2 separate regions of the Homo sapiens genome follow, and region 2 is linked to region 1. The links are chromatin loops, found by intact Hi-C in ENCODE. Cell type or tissue: OCI-LY7. All regions are shown on one strand. Each heading gives the region's core, and the rest is flanking DNA. Links, peaks and the distances in the headings are about the cores only.

Evidence for each region. Hi-C counts contacts between places; a loop is a spot of excess contacts. Peaks named below come from ENCODE experiments on the same cell type or tissue, not always from the same donor. Only the 100,000 strongest peaks of a DNase experiment are listed, where the experiment ranks them.
Region 2: a loop joins it to region 1, with 17 times the contacts of the local background. A loop is called at or near these places in 49 of 110 quality-filtered maps.

The regions. Positions count from the first base shown.
Region 1 is chr6:46,624,796-46,629,202 of GRCh38, reverse strand. CYP39A1 (cytochrome P450 family 39 subfamily A member 1) reads left to right here. Exons shown (of 12, transcript NM_016593.5): 7 at 3,695-3,785. Among named protein-coding and RNA genes, the nearest start is that of CYP39A1, 26 kb to the left of the region's middle. In OCI-LY7, for the core only: CTCF peaks have their summits at 2,509 and 2,711; DNase peaks (open chromatin) are centred at 1,603, 2,002 and 2,732; H3K4me3 peaks cover 1,613 bases; H3K27ac peaks cover 3,519 bases.
Region 2 is chr6:46,088,365-46,092,771 of GRCh38, reverse strand. It overlaps a transcript of CLIC5 not described here. Among named protein-coding and RNA genes, the nearest start is that of ENPP4, 39 kb to the left of the region's middle. In OCI-LY7, for the core only: CTCF peaks have their summits at 2,254 and 2,468 (motif pointing left); a DNase peak (open chromatin) is centred at 2,451.

The sequences.
Region 1 (4,407 bases), core at 313-4,312:
TTCATTTCAGAAAGAAAGTGTCTGATGATTAGAGAATATTCCATCTCACTGGCTCTTGTTGGCACCTCCAAGAGGCAGCCTGGTGAGCAGGCAGAGATCCTGGAGAGGCTTTAGAGTCAGATCCAAAGCCAATTGCCAGCACTGGGTAACAGTGGGCCAATTGTTTAACCTGCCCAAGCCTCAGTGCCCTTATCTGTAAAATGGGATTAATGCTATACCTACCTTAAAGGGTTGTTGTAAGGATTATTTTGGTAAGAAATAGATTGTGGCTAATAGCACCTGGTTCAGCATAGGTCTTCAATAAATGCTAGTTTTCTTCCCTTACAAAAATTATCTCCCTAGTTTCAGTCAATCATTATTTTCAATGGCCCGTTAATACTGAACATAGGCTTCCAAATATTTGATGGCTCAAAGGCCCCAGAGTGGGAATATCCACTGCTATTCTGCTTTAGTGACCTTTATTGCTGCTGAGAATACCAGAAGCCCTACCAGAGGTGTAGGTGGTGGGGCCTGTCTTTTCCTGGAGCCCAGAGTATATCTATATCTCCTCTCTCCTACTTTGTACTCTGCCTCAAGGCCCATAGGACTCAGAGCTCAGGCTTCAGATGGGTTAGGCACTGGGTCACTAGGAGGCTCCATTGTGGCCCAAGATATTAACTATAATTTATGAAATTATTTTTATGGGAAAACCATTTCTAAGTTCCAAGAAATTTCTGACTGCCAAATGATTTTTTTAGAAGATTTCTCCAAACCAATCACAAAGCTGACATTTTACCTTTTTTATCTGCTGCATCTCTTACATTCTTTCTAAATACTTTCAGTAGCAATTGCTACCCCATCCCACTCTCAACTCCCACAGTATTTATTTTTTGTAACATGTGTTTGCTCTCTCACTGTCTTGTACATTTCGTTCATTTTTCTCCAATATGTATTCATATGCCCAACTAAATGTGAAAATACTTTGGACAGGAATTATCTCCCAACATATTTGTGTTTACCATGATCGGTAGAAGACTCTCTGGCATGGTATGAAGACTCCATCAAAATCTCTTTTTGAATAGATAAATCAGTACCAAAGAACACACTCAATTCATCTTCTCTTTGACACAGCAAAGATACAGAGTTTTCCTCCTTGCCCTTTCTCTCATTTGTTCTTACCTCTCCAAAACAATGGAATGACATTATGGTGGCTGCTTCTGCAGTTCAGTGAGCTGAGTGGCCCTTCTTCTTCTTGCCCATCTCTGACCTTGGACTTGAACTGTTTTACAAAATACTAATTGGTACTGTTGGGAGCAGTTTTCAACCCCTTTCCCAAATGTGGGTGCACAAAGACCTCAAAGTCACTTATTCTTGCTTATTGATGTAGTAATACATATAAACTTTTATTAACTATTTTATATGCCTTTTTATCTTTTAAAAATACTTTGGCTTTTTTAAAAATAGAAAAAATTTTAAAAACTGTAATCTGTTAAGGAAAAAGGAGACATTAAAAAAAAGTGGCTCACGCCTGTAATACCAGCACTTCGGGAGGCTGAGGCGGGCGGATCACAAGGTCAGGAGATCGAGATCATCCTAGCTAACACGGTGAAACCCTGTCTCTACTAAAAATACAAAAAATTAGCCATGCGTGGTGGCAGGTGTTTGTAGTCCCAGCTACTCGGAAGGCTGAGGCAGAAGAATGGTGTGAACCCAGGAGGCGGAGCTTGCAGTGAGCCGAGATTGCGCCACTGCACTCCAGCCTAGGCAACAGAGCGAGACTCTGTCTCAAAAAAAAAAAAAATAAATAAATAAAAGTAACAGCCATTTGTAGTTTAGCTAAATTGCTTATGTTTGTCATTTAAAAAGTAGTATCCAATTTTATTGAATCTCTAAAGCTATATTTAGGCACATACAACTATGAACATCCGTTTTGCGTAACTGAAAATCTAAGTAATATGGCTTGGCTCTGTGTACCCACCCGCATCTCATCTTGAATTGTAATCCCCACATGTAAAGGGAGGGACCTGGTGGGAGGTGATTGGATAATGGGGACAGTTTTCCCCAGGCTGTCCTTGTGATAGTGAGTGAGTTCTCATAATATCTGATGCTTTAAAAGTGTTTGGCCATTTTCCCCACCCCCTTCTTCTGCCACCGTGTAAGATGTGCCTTGCTTCCCATTTGCCTTCTGCCATGATTGTAAGTTTCCTGAGGCCTCCCCACCCATGCAGAACTGTGAGTCAGTTGAACCTCTTTTGTTTATAAATTACCCAGTCTCAGGGAATTCTTTATAAAGAAGTGTGAAAACAGACTAATACATTATGTCTTATCACTATTTTTTTCCCCAACATGAACTCTGACTCTTCAAGTAAGATGAAGTGAGTATGGAGTAGTTATTAATTGAATTCAGTAATTTAGCACTTTTATCTGTAGTTAATAGTAGAAAGGGGGCCTGAGTAGAGACAGGACAAGATAGTTCTCTGAGCATCTGTTTCATCATCTGTAAAAATGAACTAGAAAATCTCTAGGATAAATCTTTCTTAATCTGGATAACACTCCTGAAAGAAAGCCTCTAAATTGAGGACCCTTGGTTCCCCTATTCACATCGTTTATGTAAACAGTACCATATTTATCCTTGCACTATCAATTTAAAGTTAGAAAGGGAAAAATAATGAACAGTATTGAATTTGGCTTATTTGAGCACTTCTTTTCGGACAATTGCTCTTCCTCTTTTGACCACAGAGGGGAGTATTGGTATTATTTAAAGGTACATAATGTTACCTCACAAAAGAGACAGACTAAATTTAGTCAAAATATTGCATGAATCATTTCAGGACCAATTCTCCTAGATGAAATCTCTTTCATAATAAATGTATTTAGAAAAAAATGAAAGTGAAACCCACACTTCTTTGGATGATTTTATACAGGTTTTCTTTATTACGTAACCTAAGAATAGAAGCAAAACTATTTACCTGAGGAGGAAGTTAATTTTTAAGATGTAAAGCAGTATGATTTTATCTTGTAATACCACAACGAGGAAAGATATGAAATAAGTTTGAGTGGCCAAGAGAGAAAATGTGCAAATATACTATATTCAATAGCATTCAAGTGTGAAAGGACTCAAAAATTTTTTTTCTTTTATTTACTAATTCAGAGCCAAAAAAAGCCAAAAAAAAGGACTTTGTTTTTGACATTGAGTACTCTCATAATTTAGTTTACGGGATGGTTTCCTGCTGCATTTTCCTGGGCTTATTTAAAACTACTGTGTTTCAGTTGCAGAATATAAAATGTGCTAATTCACTTGTATTCTAAGGAAATTAAATCTTAAGAAATGTTTTTGTTTTGGATTAATATTCTTAAGTGTCATAACTAGTTGCTTCTGAAAATTTAATATATGCCTATATAATATTTTGTGTTACTCATTAGTAAAAATAACAACTTTTCTCATTTTTAGTGAAGATAGATGTTTAATCTATTTAAATTATATAGTTAAATTATAGTGACAAAATAAAAATTTAAATCTGGCTTCTTGGAGATATATTACATATCTCTTATTAATAATATCTAGTTGTTTTCAAAATATGCTTTCTACTAATGTGCTCTTAAGGTTAATTTAAACATCATCCTTTTTAAAAAATATATGTATGGCTAATACTAAATATGCTTTTGTTCACCTTCAAAGAAGTTCATATTTTTGATATATGTTTTTCTTTTTAAGGTTGCATTTTGGACACTTGCATACGTCCTTTCTCATCCTGATATCCACAAGGCCATTATGGAAGGCATATCTTCTGTGTTTGGCAAAGCAGGTACTAAACCTTATTATATAGGAAGACACAGCTAATAATGCATGTTTGTCACACATTATTGGCAAAGCTAAATACCTATAATTTTATAAAAATTCAACATAATCCAAAATTCAACATAATTTGTTATATATCAGGATATAAATTGATCAGGTAGAATCCTAGAGTTTAATTACTGTCAAGCATATTTTTGTGCAACTCCTTCATTTTCCAAATGATGAAATCAGTGCTATAGAGATTGTGATTTGCCTAATTTCCTTACTTAAATATATATACACCTGTTTGTTCTTCTAATGTCTTGGATCCTCACCTCAATTGAATGAATGTCCACAGTTTTCAAGTTCAGGATTTTTCAGATTTTATAAAAGTAATAAGGGTATATTCCATATATTACATAAGAGCCCTAATAGGACTGTAGAGGTCAGGTAAGGCTTGCTACCAAAGGATTATTAAAAGACAACAAACAAAAAACAAGTAAACAAAAAGAAATAAAAAAACCCTTATGGTTGTTAGAAATTTGAGGATTTAGGAGCTGCAAATAGGGATTGTTGCCTTGAACTCTTTAGTTCAGATGTCAGCTGTTTATTTATCATCTCTTTTAAAAAGCAAATACAAGCTTGAATAG
Region 2 (4,407 bases), core at 264-4,263, 540 kb after region 1:
TATCAATAATAAAGAAACTGAGAACAACAAGATATAGTAAAGTCACCAAAGGTGCAACAAATACTAGCAGGGAAATTGATTGCAAATATAATTTCACGTGTATAAATACAGATATGTATACACACACACACACACACAAAAGGGAATAATTCTGATTTTGGTGTGGATTATCTGGAATTTAGAGATACGCCACTACTTATTTTCTGTTTAGTTTGAATGTTATGAATGGTAGGAGCCAAGACTTGAGTTAAAGTTTTATGGATACTTTATTACTTAGGTAGAATCAGGGCAGGAATAAAACACATTTTAGGTTAGTCTGTAGATTGACTCTAGAAAAATAAACATTAAAGAGAAAAAAATAATAATCATGAGGAAGACTTGAGAAAACCTGCAAAATACTTTTGTAATTGGCATTGTTTAAAAATGCTTATCTTGTTCTTGTTTCTCTAGCAAGTCTCAGAAGACACCATTAGAATTTAATAATCATTTCCTGTAGGAAACTGAGTTATTATAGTGTGAAAACGTGGGTTTTGGATTCAAATACTCTTGGATTCAGGTCTGGCTTCTCTGCTTATTGTCTGCCTGACCTTGGACAAATCAATTTACCCAAAACTCAATTTCCTCAGGTGTACAATAGAAAAATGAATTGCGTATAGAGTAGTTGTGAAGATTGAATGTTCTTCACAAGCTCCTAAGAGTTGTTATCACCTCACACCGGCTAGAATGGCTATCATCAAAAAGAGGAAAGATAACAAGTGTTGGTGAGGATGAGGAGAAAAGGGGACGCTTGCCCACTGTTGGTAGGAATGTCAATTAGTACAGCCATATTGAGAACAGTATGGAGGTTCCTAAAAATATTAAAAATAGAACTACCATAAGGTCCAGTAATTCCTCTACTGGCTATATATCTAAAGGATATAAAATCAGTATGTCAAAAATATATCTGCACTCTCATGCTTATTGAGGCATTATTCACAATACCTAAGATATGGAATTAACCTCTGTCCAACAACAGATGAATGGATAAAGAAAATGTGACATATATACACAATGGAATTATATTTGGCATTTTTTGGTATGAACATGGCTCACTGCAGCCTCGACCTCCTGGGCTCAAGCAATCCTCCCTCCTCAACCTCCCAAGTAGCTGGGACCACAGGCATGCACTGCCATATCCAGTTAATTTTTATTTTTTAATCTTTGCAGAGATGGGGTCTTTCCCTGTTGCCCAGGGTGGTCTTCAACTGAGCTCAGGTAATCCTCCTGCCTTAGACTCCCAAAGTGCTGGGATTACAGGCATGAGCCACCATGCTAAGCCCTGTTTAGCCTTTAAAAAAAAGGAAATCCTGTCATTTGCAACCACATGGATGAAACTGGAGGACATTATGTTAAGTGAAATAAGCCAGGACAGAAAAACAAATACTACCACATGATCTCACTTATATGTGGAGTGTAAAACAGTGAAACTCATAGAAACTGAGAGTAACATGGTGGTGGCAAGAGGTTGGTGGGTTAGGGGACTTGGGAGATGTTGGTCAAAGATGCAAAATTTGAGTTAGACAGGAGGGATAAGTTCAAGAGACATATTGTACCCATCTAGTACTACAATACATGTGTTAAAATACCTTAAACAAATTAAATTCAGTAGAGCTTAATCGCTCAAAGAAGATGTGTGAATCAGGCAGCATCCCCAACCAGAATAGGTTCAGAGCAACTTCGCGCTGCCATGTGGTTGGAGAGGATTTACAGACAGAAAAAGGAAAGTGACCTCCAGAAAATGGAGGTGAGGTACCTAAACAGCTGGATTGATAACAGCTTGTTGTTTGCCTTATTTGATCACAAGTTTGAAGAGTTGCCCATCTTTGGCCAAAACTTGCTGATTGTTGCAAGAGTAGGTTACAGTCTGTTTACACACCACATTAGGTTACATTTCACTATGTACAGAGAAACCTTTAGGCTGAACCTAAAACATGTAAGAAGTCAGCTTTAGGTTAAACTTAATTTAATGCATTGTATATTTGAAAATTTCTAAAAGAATAGATTTTAAGTGTTCTCATTGCACAGGCAAAAAATAAGTATGTGAGTTAATACGTATGTTAAGTGGCTTGATTTGACTATTCCACAATGTATACACATATTAAGGCATCGTGTTGTGCATCATAAGTATATACAATTTTTACTTGTCAATCTAAACATTTTTTAAAAATTAAATGTGGGTTGTTAAATGAACTGTAAAAAATAAGTAAAAGGCGAATTGAGCTCCAAACTAAAGTGACACATAGATCAAATATTTTTAACATAAGTTTAGAATTTGAGGCATTTTATCTTCAAAGCAAAATAATTGGGAAGTGGAAAAAAAAAAAAAACCCATCAAGTTGACGAATCTATGAACTAGCTCTGACCTAGACCTAAACAAACTCAGCTCTGGAGGAGGCGTTGGGGTCGGAGCCGAAAGCAGGCAACAGTGCCACCTGGTGGATTATACATGCAGAAAAACATTCAGAGTTTTCAAATCCTGAAGGTGATTTCACACCTGATCCCTTCTTGGATATTTCAAGTTTTTACCTTTGATATAAAACGTGTTCATTTTTATTGTATTATCTGCCATCAGCTTCAATTATAGACATCTGGTATTTTTCTAACTCTACAGACCTACTTTTTTATAGAGCATATATTTCGTTTTTTGTTGTCGTTTTTAAGTAATGGAAGCAAATTTTAGTGCTAGAAGTTTAGTGTCAGCTGTTGGGGGACATGCACCCTAATCTTATTACAAACAGCAGAAAGCAGCCTGGCTTACTGCATTCCTGTGCAAATCACGAAAAATACTGTCTGTTAATGTCTTTTGAAGGTGGCAATTACTGCAAAATGTAATCATCAAGATTTAGAGTAACTATCAGCGTCGTTAAAAGAAAATATGTCCCAAAATGTATAATAATAAATGGAATACAAAGCAGAACTAAGTTCCATTAATATGCTCACATGTTGAAATTACTCATGTTACCCGTACATTATTTTTTCCCCTCCAGAATCTTCATTGTGAACTCATAAGAAAGTTGATGTGGCTTAGTTGTGGGAGAAGGGGAGGAAACAGTCACTGAACACACCTGTGTAATCTGCCAGGCTTCAAGATTTTACATATTGTATGTCATTTAATCTTTCTACCCACAATAAAGAAAAGGATTTGTGTCACCCGATAGCAAATTCTACCCCTCCCACATGGGCATGCGAGGTGTGAGTATCCAGGCAGGGAAAGTGGAATGAATCACAGTGATAGTTAACATTTCTGAGAGTTCATGGACCCTCCTGAAATCGTCTGGCCACAAACATTATTGCATAGGGTTCTAGAATGTTCCTTAACCTCCTGAAGCATGTTACCTTCATTTTTACAAATAAGAAAATGAAGACTGGGAAAATTTAGATGATTGTGCCCAAGGTCACCTGCATAAGCAAGCAGTAGAGGCAGCATTTACACTGAGATCTGTTTGGCACCAAAGTTTTTCTTACTCCATGTTGCATTTTGCTAAAACAATATGCAGTTCATTCTCCCTTCATCTTCATGACTTCTGTTAAACAATAAATACTTCACTAAAACCTTGATGGTTGCTTTTTCTAGTGCCACAATTCTGTAATTTGCCTTCTTTGTCCCCTACTTCTACCCACTCCTTACCCAAATGTAAACCAACACCAAAATAGAATTTAAATATGCATAGATCAATTGAGTACAGTATCTATTAATAGGTAAATTTAAAGGAAAATTAGACAAAATCTTAAGGCACCATGCAAAACATTAAGTGAGCCCTTCCCTGCTGCAAGCATTAATTACCCTTTGTGCTTTGTAAAGTCACCATATCACAGCCTGGGAAGTGCATAGGGACAAGAATGAGAGAAGATGTTCTTATTTATTACCTGATTTGTTGGGACGATCACTTGTTCAAGCAAAATCCTCTGCCTTTTAAAAAGTCATTTGGCTCAAAAATAAAGAAAGATATCTTTGAATCTTCTAAATCAACAAATGAGATTAGCTAGTATTTGAGTATTTACCATTTGAAAATATTTGCTGGTCTTGTATAAATGCTTAAATTTAATGTATACACATTATATAATGTCTTCTTTCTTTTTAAAAAAGAATAAAAATGTACATGATTTCAATTTTAAAAATATAGATACTTATGGGTAGAAAAGGAGTTAGAGAATGTTAACATAATTATCTTTGGGTAGTGGAAATGCAGATTATTTTTCTTATCTTTTTCTATAGTAAACATAAACTATCTTCATAATCAGAAAGAAATCTTCTTGATATAAAATACATACATCTTTGACACTACACAGGAATCCAAGAAATTCAAAATGACAGCTGTGTATATATTTCAAGCTAAATGTGTGTTTCTTGTGGAGTACTATAAAACT